Linked DNA regions of Homo sapiens: region 1 is linked to region 2. Evidence: read pairs that join two places in POLR2A ChIA-PET (ENCODE). Cell type or tissue: GM12878. All regions are shown on one strand. Region 1 overlaps CHD9 (chromodomain helicase DNA binding protein 9). Region 2 overlaps CHD9 (chromodomain helicase DNA binding protein 9).

What was found. ChIA-PET counts read pairs that join two places held together with the same protein. Peaks named below come from ENCODE experiments on the same cell type or tissue, not always from the same donor. Only the 100,000 strongest peaks of a DNase experiment are listed, where the experiment ranks them.
Region 1: POLR2A ChIA-PET joins it to region 2 with 6 read pairs; 11 of 35 experiments call an interaction of 5 or more read pairs at or near these places.

What each region holds. Positions count from the first base shown.
Region 1 is chr16:53,077,456-53,079,955 of GRCh38, reverse strand. All of the region lies in intron 1 of CHD9 (chromodomain helicase DNA binding protein 9), which reads right to left. Among named protein-coding and RNA genes, the nearest start is that of CHD9, 24 kb to the right of the region's middle. In GM12878, no CTCF peak of the experiment used is centred here; no DNase peak of the experiment used is centred here; H3K27ac peaks cover 348 bases.
Region 2 is chr16:53,143,648-53,146,147 of GRCh38, reverse strand. All of the region lies in intron 1 of CHD9 (chromodomain helicase DNA binding protein 9), which reads right to left. Among named protein-coding and RNA genes, the nearest start is that of CHD9, 90 kb to the right of the region's middle. In GM12878, no CTCF peak of the experiment used is centred here; no DNase peak of the experiment used is centred here.

The sequences.
Region 1 (2,500 bases), 66 kb after region 2:
TTTGCTAGAAAGCTCACAGAATGCAGGGAAACACTTTCCTTATGTTTACCAGTTTACTATAAAGACACAAGTCAGAAACAGCTAGATGAAGAGATGCAGAGGGCAAGGTATGGTGGGGCTAGACAGAGCTTCCATGCTCTCTCTGGGAGCACCACCTTCCTAGTTCTTCCAAGTGTTCACCAACCCAGATGCTCCTCAAATCTCATTGTTCAAGAGTTTTCATAGAGCTTAGTCTCCAGCATTGCACCCCCAGCCCCTTTCGAGGGGCTGGTCAGTAGGTGGTACTGAAAGTTCCAGTGTGGTCTTTTTGGTGACCAGCCATACCCTGAGGCTATCTAGGATTCCAACCAAAAGACACCCCACTAACATAAACTGAGGTATAATGGAAAGGGGCTTATTATGAATAACAAAAGATATTCCTACCATTCAGAAAATTCCCAGGGATGTAGGAGCTGTGTACCAGGAACCAGAGACAAAGACCAAATATATTTTTGTATTATACCACAGTGCCTAAACATAACTCAGTTCTAGAAGTGTTTCTGGCCAGATGTCAGATTAGAACGTCATCTGTTGAAGCATTTTATGCTAAGTCATTGGTTCAATCCAACAAACATTGTGTGAGCACTTAACGTGTGCAATATACAGCTCTAGGGGTGGAGGTATCCAAGCTGACCACAGCTTACCATGCATTTTGCAGTTTTAATAGAAAGCAATCTGGGAGCCCAATGGCATGAACAGCCAATGGTGGAAGTTTTGCCACCAAAGATGGACCAGACCAGTAGGAAAATCTTTTGAGGGGTACGAGAAGGAAAAGCTTTCCCAGGTCCCTTCATACTCCAAGGCTCCTGTATGTATAACGCTAGCCAAACAACCATACTGAAAGTATGGTCATCAAATCTTGCTGAACCAACCTAGGATTTATGCTTCCCAGGAGCTGCAGAGTGGGAGCTTCACTTTCAAAGACGACATAATGCCATATTCAGGCAACCTCTGACCTCTGCAGGCAGGAGGCGGGTAAATAAGCAGATAACTCTGGTGATGCTGGTTAGCATCACCTGATACAATGTTAACAGTGCCTCAGACCTCTTGCTTTTCTCTGAATTGGCAAAGCACAATGTTATCTTGCATTAATTTAAGGGGAGAAAGGACCCACACAGACTTCTCCTCAAATCTGCTTCTGGGCCAGGAGCCATGAGGAGTTAGGGGAATGGAAGTGGGGAGGGAAGCAGTAAGGGTCTTTAAGGGACCAAGGGAGTTGGGGAGCTAGGAATTCTGTATAGTCCAAGTTGACTATGCCAGATGTGGCTCATTTTATTTTCTTTTAAAAGATTATTATGGGCACAGGCAGGAAAAGAAAAAAAGTAGACATGATCAAATAATACTTAGTCTGTTTTATGTTGCTATAACAGAATACTACAGACTAGTAATTTACAATGAACAGAAATGTATTTGGCTCATAGCTCTGGAGGCTGGGAAGTCCAATGGCATACCACCAGCACCTTGAGACGACCTTTGTGCTGTGTCATCAGGTGGCAGAAGGTGGAATGGCAAGTAAGTGCAAGAGACAGAAAGGGAAACAGGGCCGAACTTCATCCTCCTCACTCCCAAGATAACTAACCCCTTCCTGTGAAAACATCATGAATCAATTCAAGAGGCCTCTACTCTTATGACCTAATCACCTCTTAAAGGTCCCACCTTATAATACTGTCACAATGGCAATTAAATTTCAACACCACTTTTGGAGGGAACATTCAAACCATAGCAAGTACAAAGTTTCAGTTACACAGGAGACATAAACTTAAGTGATATATTGGACAGAATGGTGACTATAATAAATAAAAATGCATTGTATATATATATTTTTTTCTCTTTTTCCTTTTCTGAGACATGGTTTCATTTTGTTGCCCATGCCGGAGTGCAGTGGTGCAATCTCAGCTCACTGCAACCTCCACCTCCCCGGTTCAAGCGACTCTCCTGCCTCAGCTCCCCAAGTAGCTGGGACTACAGATGAGCAACACCATGCCTGGCTAATTTTTGTATTTTTAGTAGAGACGGGATTTTTGCCATGTTGGCTAGGCTGATCTTGAACTCTGACCTCAAGTGATCCACCTGACTTGGCCTCCCAAAGTGTTAGAATTACAGGGGTGAGCCACTGCACTGGGTCGCATTGCATATTTCAAAATTGCCGAAGAAGTAGATTTCAAATGTTTTACCTCAAAAAAAGATAAGTGTGTGAGGTACTGAATTCATCAACTAGCCTGATTTAATCATTACATATTGTAAACGTACATTGTGCCCCTTAAATATATACTTTAAAAATAAAATTTTAGGCTGGGCGCGGTGGCTCATACCTGTAATCCCAGCATTTTGGGAGTCTGAGGCAGGCGGATCACGAAGTCAGAAGACAGAGCCCATCCTGGCTAACATGGTGAAACCCCGTCTCTACTAAAAATACAAAAACAAAATTAACTGGGCGTGGTGGCGGGTGCCTGTAGTCCCA
Region 2 (2,500 bases):
CCAAAGTGCTGGGATTACAGGTGTGAGCCACTGTGCCTAGCCATAAAATTTTAACTCCATACCCATTACCCACCATTTCTCTTAACCCTTACTCCTGGCAATCACCATCTACTGTCATTTCGATGAATATAACAACTCTAGACAACTCATATAAGTACAATCATACAGGATTTGTCTTTTTGTGACCGGTCTGTTTCACTTAGCATAATGTCCTCAAGGTTCTTCCATGTTGTAGCTAGCATGTGTCAGAATATCTTTCCTTTTTAAGGCTAATATTCCATTATATGTATATTATGGCCCACGTACGATTGTTTTTTCATGAAGATGAAGCATGCTCTGCTATAGAATCTAGCTTTTGGTAGTATACTTAGCTATTTTAAAAGAGGTAGAGTACAAGATGTCTGGATAGCAAATCCCAAACTGTGACCCAATTTTTTTTTTGAGATGGAGTTTTGCTCTTGTCACCCAGGCTGGAGTGCAATGGTGCAATCTCGGCTCACTGCAACTTCTGCCTCCTGGGTTCAAGCAATTCTCCTGTTTCAGCCTCCTGAGTAGCTGGGATTACAGGTGCCCTCCACCACGCTCAGCTAATTTTGTATTTTTAGTAGAGACAGGGTTTCGCCATGTTGGCCAGGCTGGTCTCATACTCCTGACCTCAGGTGATCCACCCGCCTCAGCCTCCTAAAGTGCTGGGATTGGCCGGGCATGGTGGCTCATGCCTGTAATCTCAGCACTTTGGGAGGCCGAGGTGGGCAGATCACCTGAGGTCGGTAGTTCGAGACCAGCCTGACCAACATGGAGAAACCCCATTTCTACTAAAAACACAAAATTAGTGAGGCATGGTGGTGCATGCCTGTAATCCCAGCTATTTGGGAGGCTGAGTCAGGAGAATCATTTGAACCCGGGAGGCGGAGGTTGCAGTGAGCTGAGATCGCACCACTGCACTCCAGCCTGGGCAAGAAGAGCTAAAGTCTGTCTCAAAAAAAAAAAAGTGCTGGGATTACAAGAGTAAGCCACTGTGCCCAGGCTGCTTAGAAAACTTCTAACCAATGTATTCTGAAAGTAATTCTTTTCTATGGACATATAATGTATCTTTGCTTAATTGACTTAATCATTACTTACAATCCTAAATGAACTTTTTTTTTTTTTTTTTGAGACAGGGTCTTGCTTTGTTGCCCAGGCTGGAATACAGTGGTGGCATGATCATAGCTCACTGCAGCCTTGACTTCCTGTACTCAAGTGAACCACCCACCTCTGCCTCCTGAGTAGCTGAGACTAAAAGCATGTGCCACCATGCCTGGCTGATTTTTAAAAATATGTTGTAGGCTGGGCGTGGTGGCTCACGCCTGTAATCCCAGCACTTTGGGAGGCTGAGGTGGGCGAATCACGAGGTCAGGAGTTTGAGACCAGCCTGGCCTACATAATGAAACCCCGTCTCTACTAAAAATACAAAAATTAGCTGGGCATAGTGGGCGCCTGTAGTCCCAGCTACTCGGGAGGCTGAGGCGGGAGAATCGCTTGAACCCGGGAGGCAGAGGTTGTGGTGAGCCAAGATAGCACCACTGCACTCCAGCCTGGGCAACAGAGCCAGACTCCATCTCAAAAAAAAAAAAAAATTTGTAGACAGGGTCTCACTATGTTGCCCAGGCCACAACAAACATTTTTAAAGTAGGACAAAAGGTTCCAAGAGAGAAATTTTATTGCCCCAAAACACAAATTAAAACTTATTAGAATTGTTGTTTTCTTCTTAACAGAGACCAAAATTCTAATCTCTGGTAGTAACTGAATATGTGATAACATATTCAACTCCGGCCCTGTTTCCTCATCAATGACAGGTTTTAACTGGATGCTTGTAAAGGTGTCTTATACTCTATACTTTGGGTTATTTTCTATATTCATATTCAGAAATTTTAAAACTTCATAGTCTCCCAAGAAAATAGTTAAAACACCACCACTACCCTAACCAAAACACAGACATAAGCTTCATTGGGAAGAAAGCTTCATCCTGATTACAGAATAAATGCAAGAAAGCTATGAAGCAGTAAGCTCCATATCTAAAAAGAAAAACTTATCTGAGATTTAATTAAAATTTTTTTAATTTACAAAAGATATCATATTTTTCCCCCCACTTCAGGAGCTCATCTATAATGTTCTATGCCTAAAATTCCTTTTAAAAAGAAAAAAAAATGTTTGGGTCATGGGCAAGAATCAGGAAAAATATTTTTAAATGCTGAAAAAGGTCATTACATTAACTGTGGGCGTATCACTGCCCTCATTCCTTTATTTTTCAGTCTAATATGACCTTAACATGTAACAGCATGAGTCCCAGCAAAAATGAGAAACTAAAAGAAAAATAATCCAACTTGTAATATTTATCCAGAAGTATCCTAAATTATTTTCAGTAGCTAATTAGCAAATCCTTAGGTGTTTTATTAACGTAAAATATATAAAATCATTATGAGGCCGGGCGTGGTAGCTCATGCCTGTAATCCTAGCACTT